Linked DNA regions of Homo sapiens: region 1 is linked to region 2. Evidence: chromatin contacts called from ENCODE Hi-C or POLR2A ChIA-PET data. All regions are on one chromosome and are shown on one strand. The core of a region is the stretch at or near the end of the contact, and the rest is flanking DNA. Distances in the headings are between cores, read along the strand shown. Region 1 overlaps CTSC (cathepsin C). Region 2 overlaps LOC101929174 (a long non-coding RNA gene).

The links. Hi-C counts contacts between places; a loop is a spot of excess contacts on that map. ChIA-PET counts read pairs that join two places held with the same protein, here RNA polymerase II (POLR2A). Pooled maps may share reads with other maps.
Region 1: a pooled map shows a loop between it and region 2 (2.9-fold over the local background). The contact joins two enhancer-like sites. A Hi-C loop is called at or near these places in 2 of 168 maps with a recorded cell type or tissue (GM12878 and natural killer cell), 13 of 37 single-sample maps with no recorded cell type and 9 of 50 pooled maps. POLR2A ChIA-PET finds 5 or more read pairs at or near these places in 1 of 52 experiments (T-cell).

Annotation. Positions count from the first base shown.
Region 1 is chr11:88,301,736-88,305,155 of GRCh38, forward strand. The region is part of intron 4 of CTSC (cathepsin C); the gene reads right to left. Among named protein-coding and RNA genes, the nearest start is that of CTSC, 34 kb to the right of the region's middle. RefSeq lists an enhancer at 1,669-1,728. Within about 2 kb of position 1,441, at least 3 of the 41 ENCODE cell types and tissues checked have a DNase peak (open chromatin) inside an H3K27ac peak, as active enhancers do; they include GM12878 and natural killer cell, where a contact is called at or near this core.
Region 2 is chr11:88,419,546-88,423,097 of GRCh38, forward strand. The region is part of intron 2 of LOC101929174 (a long non-coding RNA gene); the gene reads left to right. Among named protein-coding and RNA genes, the nearest start is that of GRM5-AS1, 83 kb to the right of the region's middle. RefSeq lists a cis regulatory region at 1,993-2,368. Within about 2 kb of position 2,171, at least 12 of the 41 ENCODE cell types and tissues checked have a DNase peak (open chromatin) inside an H3K27ac peak, as active enhancers do; they include GM12878 and natural killer cell, where a contact is called at or near this core.

The sequences.
Region 1 (3,420 bases), core at 191-2,690, 120 kb before region 2:
ATTGTTCTAACAGCTTCTCTGTATTAGCGATTTCACACATACATACACATGCACACACACACAAACACACGCGCGCACACACACACACACACACACACACAGAGAGAGAACCACAGCTTTAGACACATTCGACTTCTTGGAGTTTCCCCAAGACTGCCAAATGGCCTCTCTGTTCTATATCTTTATGCTGCTGCTCCTGTAACCTCAAGTGCCTGTTGCTCACCACTTAAAACTCCCCTAAGAGTTTTTCCCTAACTTGTAATTTTCAAAACTGCTCATAAAGTAGCCTCCACTCACCAGCCCCCAGCGAAAACTCACTTCCTCTCTCTCTCTGCTCCTTCAAATTTGTTTTTAGGGCACTAGTCACAATGTGGTAAAAATTATTTTTTGTTACTATAAACTATTTGAATTTCTTATTCAACTGGGCATTGTCATATCACACTGTTCTAGTTTTTCAGTGGTTACCAGATGTTTTTTACTAGGCTAAAATTTAGTCAATGGCAAAGATTCTTTCTGGGCTACTTCATGCCCTCTGCACCTATCCACAAATGGTCCCGTCTCTCACAGCTTCTCTTAGATATAACACAGGTTAAGAATACATGACAAGGGGCCAGGCGCGGTGGCTCACGCCTGTAATCCCAGCATTGGGAGGCCGAGGCGGGCGGATCACGAGGTCAGGAGATTGAGACCATCCTGGCTAACACAGTGAAACCCCGTCCCTACTAAAAATACAAAAAAAAATTAGCTGGGCGTGGTGGCGGGTGCCTGTAGTCCCAGCTACTCGGGAGGCTGAGGCAGGAGAATGGCATGAACCCAGGAGGTGGAGCTTGCAGTGAGCCGAGATTGCACCACTGCACTCCAGCCCGGGTGACAGAGCAAGACTCCGCCTCAAAAAAAAAAAAAAAAAAAAAAAAAAGAATACATGACAAAATGGAACTGAGATGAAACAAAGAGAAAAACAACAACGATTTCTTCAAAAATAGCAATTGTAACCTTGACAATTGTATAGATTACACAAACACTAGTTAATTGTTCACTAATTTTTTCTCCTAAGCCAGTCACATTGGTTGAAGATATACATGATACAGAGATAAATATGAGATGGTCATTAACAATATGGAAGACAATGTTAAGAGACATAATATACACAAAGATTACTATAACAAGTTACAGTAATGCTATAAAACACACAATTTGGACAAAGTCTATATAATCAAGGATCATAAAAATCTGTGCCTCATAGGTAATTTTATATATAGGGTGAGAGAAAAAACAAAGCTTGGACATTTCTTCTAAGATGTATAAATAAAAACTAAGATGCAAACAAACCATTTCCATCTTTGAATGGAAATAGTTTCTGTGGTTTCACATTGAGAGAGTATGTTGAAGAAGAAACTCAATTTTTTTTTAATTCTCTCACTGAACACTATCAACTGTCAACACAAAAGACTTCTGTGATCAAATGCATGTGGGTTTTTCCCCACAAATCAAGCAAGCAACCAATTTCACAGTGAATACTAGCTGGGTGTCCTCCAATCCAGTTTTGACACTGTGTACTTAGAGATGGCATCAGATCTCACAGGCTGAGGGCTCCGTCCCACAAAACTGCCCCCTACTTCTCATGCCAATTGAAAGCCCTAGGTTGTTTACCTGTGCTTCTGGCCAACCAGCTATAATGTGGGGATCCTATGACACCCTCCTTGGGTTCAATTAATTTGCTAGAGTGACTCACAGAACTCAGAGAAATACTAACTAATGTTTAGTGGTTTATTATAAAAGATACTACAAATGAAACAGATGAAGAAATGAGTAGGGCAAGGTATGGGGGAAGGGGCACACAGCTTCCATGCCCTCCCTGAACACGCCACCCTCCAGGAACTTCCACTTGTTCAGCTATCTGGAAGCTCTCTGCACCCTGTCCTTGTGAGCCTTATATGGGGACTTCATCAAATAGGCACAACTGACAACCATGTAGAGATGTGACTGGACATAAAGGGAATGATGTAAACACAGCAAGGCCTGTCCAGATTCTTCTGAGCCTCTCTCTGTTCAGTGTTCCTTCCTTTAGGGTATGACACAGGACATCTTTGGAAATGAAGGTCTTATGACCCAAGATCAGAAAGGCAGGAGAAGATTAGAGTGCTGCCCTGGGCAGGTGAGAGGAGGGCGGAAGAAGATCAGAGAGAGAGAGAGAGAGAGACTCTGTTTTCTGAGGCCTACTTCTGAGGCCTAATGTGCCCCAACGTTAAAAGATAGTGACAAGGGCTATGGGAGTTATGAGCCAGGAACTGTGGACAAAATCTAGTATGTGTTAACTAGTTGTCTTGTTTAAACCTAAGAATATACTAATATAAAGGATAAAAAAGAAATTTAAGTTTGGCAGCATAATGTAATTTCAGGGCATATGATTTTATCACTTACTATCTGTGTAACATTTGGCAAGGAACCTAACATTACAAAACTACAGTTCACTTCTATTAAAGTGGGTATAATCATGCTTACCTCAAAGGGTTGTTATGAAAATTCAATGTAATAATGGGTAACAAGTGCTTAGAACAGTGTTTTTCTCTGATAAGTCCTTAATAAAATGGCAGCTGTTATGAAGATAACATTCATATCATTAACAGGACTAAATAAGATGCTGATACAGTTTAAAGCAATTATCTGGCACAAAACAGTCATTACAATATTAAGTTCCTTTTTTCTACCATCCTATAAGGCAGAGATTTGCCCATCATTGCACACACAAACAAAACAAAAACAGTGTGAGAACTGAGGCTTAATGATGTTGTCAAAGGTGTTTGACCCAGAGCAACTCCATCTTGAATAGGAGCTGGGTAAGATGAGGCTGAGACCTACTGGGCTGCATTCCCAGACAGTTAAGGCATTCTAAGTCATAGAATGAGATAGGAGGTCAGCACAAGATTCAGGTCATAAAGACCTTGCTGATAGAACAGACAGGCTGCAGTAAAGAAGCCAGCTAAAACCCACCAAAACCAAGATGGCGATGAGAGTGACCTCTGGTCTTCCTCACTGCTACACTCCCACCAGCACCATGACAGTTTAAGAATGCCATGACAGGCCAGGTTTGGTGGCTCACATCTGTAATTGCAGCACTTTGGGAGGCCAAGGTAGGCAGATCACCTGAAGTCAGGAGTTCAAGACCAGCCTGGCCAACATGGCAAAACCCTGTTTCAACTAAAAATACAAAAATTGGCTGGGCATGGTGGGTCATGCCTGTAATCCCAGCTACTTGGGAGGCTGAGGCAGGAGAATCATTTAAACCCAGGAGGCAGAGGTTGCAGTGAGCCAAGATTGCTTTACCGCACTCCAGCCTGGACAACACAGTGAGACTCTGTCAAAAAAAAAAAAGAATGCCATGACAATGTCAGGAAGTTACCCTCTATGGTCTAAAAAGGG
Region 2 (3,552 bases), core at 921-3,420:
ATTGCCTGCTATAAATACACTTTATGAATAGAAAAATAACTGAAAACATTTTAATAAAAATATGAAATAGCAAATACTATAAAGGAATTACATGTAGGACATTATGGGTCTATGTAAAAAAATTTTTTTTTCAGAATTAAATGATGCCAGAGTAGAGATGAACAGAAATTTTGCAGGAAAGAACCTACAGAATGCCATTCTAGGAGGAGGACCCAGGAGAAGTAGAGGCTCAGCATGGAGTGGACAAGAAACACTATCATGTGTATATAGTTCCTGTCACCTGAAGCGCAGCTTGGGGTAGAGCAGGAGACAACTCCCGAGGAAATCGGGAATATCATGCTAGGCATCTTAAATTCTGTCCTACAGATGCTAAGACATTTAATCAGGGGATTCACTAACAGTCATACTTGCATTTTTGGTAGATTACAGTGGTAGTAGTGTGACATATGGGGAAAGAAGAGGTTAGAGGCAGGTGAGAAGCACGGAGACTCCTCAGGAAACCAGTTTCAGGTAAAAAAAAAAAAATAGATGATGAAGGCCTGAACTAAGACAATATATTGGGAATGGAGAAAAATATTTTACAGATGATTAGGAAATATTTAAGGCTTAATTCCTATGCTGCTTAGGTCATACTGTGTGGCTAAATTAGTAACACCAAAACTCACATAAAAGAATACTTGTATGCGTACATATCGTGCCTGCGTAATTTTCCCACTGGAAGAAGAGTCTCAAAGGGGATGGGAAGGCCAAGAACTGACAATGAAGATTTCACAATCTGTCTTTGGACTAACTTCTGCAAGCCCAGACGAGGCATTTGGGATGAGAAATTGCTGCCCTCTGTCTCAGAACCAGGCTGTGGAGAGACGAGAAAGAGCAATGAGTTGGGGACAGGATTCCAGAGAAAGACCTGCAGGACTTGATGGCAGATAAGAACAGATGAGCAAATGTGGAGTCATGTGATGGTCACAGAACAGGCTGTGCAGAAACACAATTTTGGAAGAAAGAGAGGGAGTGCTTTTGAGTCATTTTTAGTTTCTGCGGCAGCAGGATTTCCAACTGGTATAAAGATAGTCAGGAATGAACAGAAACAGTGAAGGGCCTGAGTGTGTCATGAGAACAGGATATCAGGACTGGTTTGCTGTCAGCCGGAAACAACTTGGCTGTCCCTGCTGAGGAGGGACCCAGGGCATAGGGGGGAGTGAATTTTGCAACTCTTTCCAGCCCATGTTTCACCATATTCAATATCTGCCTTATGTTTGGGCTAAGTGAGCAAATGTTTTTGTGGTATAATTTTGAGGCTTCCCTTAAACTTCTCTTCTTGGTCATATAAATAAGAAGAATCTAAAATTCTCCAAGTCAAGAGCAAATCTTCTCCTTCGTTACAGTGAGTGTAGGGATTCAAATTCAAACTGAGCCATATGTGATTGATCTCAGCCTTCCTGCTAGCAAGATTTGATAGACATGAAGGAGATGGGATGTCGGTACGGGTAAGAGAATCCTAATACAAGATGGAGAGGGAAAACAGAAAGGAAGTGTTCTGGAGACAGTAAGGCTTTGCAGTAAGTGCAAAGAGCCTGCGTCCAGAAGTCTGAGGCACCTCTGACACTTGCCTCCTGGGGTGATGCCCAGATAGGATCATAGCATCATTTATTTGAAGAGCTCTCTGAATTATGTTGCTTGGAGAAGTCAAATCTGGACTAGTCTAAGGGGCTAGACTACCTTAAAAATAAGATTCTTTCCATTTTCATAGTCAGACTCTATGGACAAGGAGGACTTAAAACAACAAATATTTGAAGCTTTTGCAGAAAATTAGAGGAACCCTACAAAAGTGAGTTTTCCATAATGAGATAACAGAGGATTTAAGCTGAACTAGCATAGAAGACCCTAGGTTAAAGTCACAAGAATGTACTATTTTTCAGTGAGGCCTGTTCTAAGTTTCAAAGGGCCATTCCTGCACTAGTTCATTACTAAAATATATTTGGCATTTGGGAGGGTGTGTTTTTACTCAAAGGACAGTTATTTATTAGGTGAAAAGCCCCAAAGCACAGGAAATATGAGATAGCAGTAGGTAGTAGGGATAGGGGGCCAGGGCTGCTCTTGACCCCAAAGTCTTCAGAATGAGTGCTAGGAAGTAGCCTGTCATGGGCCTCCAGGAACCTGAAAACTGGAGGAACCACTTTTCTGAGAAGTCTTACTCAGCAGACATACCACCCACAGTTTCCTCTTCGCAGCTTCTCCAACTAAGACAAGAACAGCTGTCTTAATTCTTCCTCTCTCCCCCCATCAGTGAGGCTCAGAAAAGCCAGTAATTTGGCTTTATTCTTCAGAGGGCAGCTCTCTCCCAGTGGTAAACACTCTAATACTCTCCAGGGGACTTTTTTTTTTTTCTTTTTGTTTATTGACTTTCTAAAAAATATTTCTTACCTTTAACAGATTTTTTTAGAGTAGAACAGTTGACGATGAGACAGAATGAGGTTTTCTTTATCATTTTAATGCTGGTTAAGCCTATTGGGATATGCAATAAACATTTATGTTATTGTTGTTGCTGTTGTTGTTAATAATTTGTTTGGGTTACACTTCTATCAGCTAGTTTTTTTGTTTGTAGTGGCTGAAATTGTCCTGGGTTAGGGGATGTGGGTGGAGTAGAAAAGTCAAAAAGGTGGGATAGGATTTCTGTATTAATTACTAGGTAAAATTGTGTGTGTGTGTGTGTGTGTGTGTGTGTGTCTGTGTGTAAGACCTTGACTTAGGAAAGGTAAGTATCTTTCTAATTGTAAAAAACAGAGCAGATAATTTGATGAACAATTTTAAAATTGACTTTTTCCTTTTTTTTTTTTTTTAACAGACTAGACCAAGCAGTAAAAACTGAATTTTAATTATCTACTGGAAATTCCTCCAGAATAAAGGGTCTGGTTCAGTTTCTATATTGACTCTATGGGTTCCAGTCTGTGAAATGCCAAGGGTTGGACTGACTAGAAGTCTCCAGATTACCTCTCTCTTCTTTCCACCCCTACTGCTTCTTGCCTACCATATGCCATAGTGCCGGCCGGCAAAATGTACCTGTTTAATTCTCTAGGTTAGAAAAAATTCCCTAGATTTTTCTCCTTGTCTTTCTATGTCCAAATGCTACCTACTTTTTAAAACAAAGACAACAGGCCAGGCATGGTGGCTCACGCCTGTAATCCTAACACTTTGGGAGGCCAAGTCGGATGGATAACTTGAAGCCATGAGTTTAAGACCAGCATGGCCAACATGGTGAAACCCGTCTCTACTAAAAATACAAAAATTAGCTGCGCGTGGTGGTGCACTCCTGTAATCCCAACTACTTGGGAGGCTGAGGCAGGAGAATCACTTGAACCCGGGAGGCGGAAGTTGCAGTGAGCCGATATCGCACCACTGGACTGCAGCCTGGACAACAGAGTGAGGCTGTCTCAAACAATAAATAAATAAATAAATAAATAAAATAAATTAAAACAAAACAAAACACAGACAACATACCTCCTTCATCATGAAGCCTCCTTTAATTCTTACAAACAAACAAAACCTTCCTAA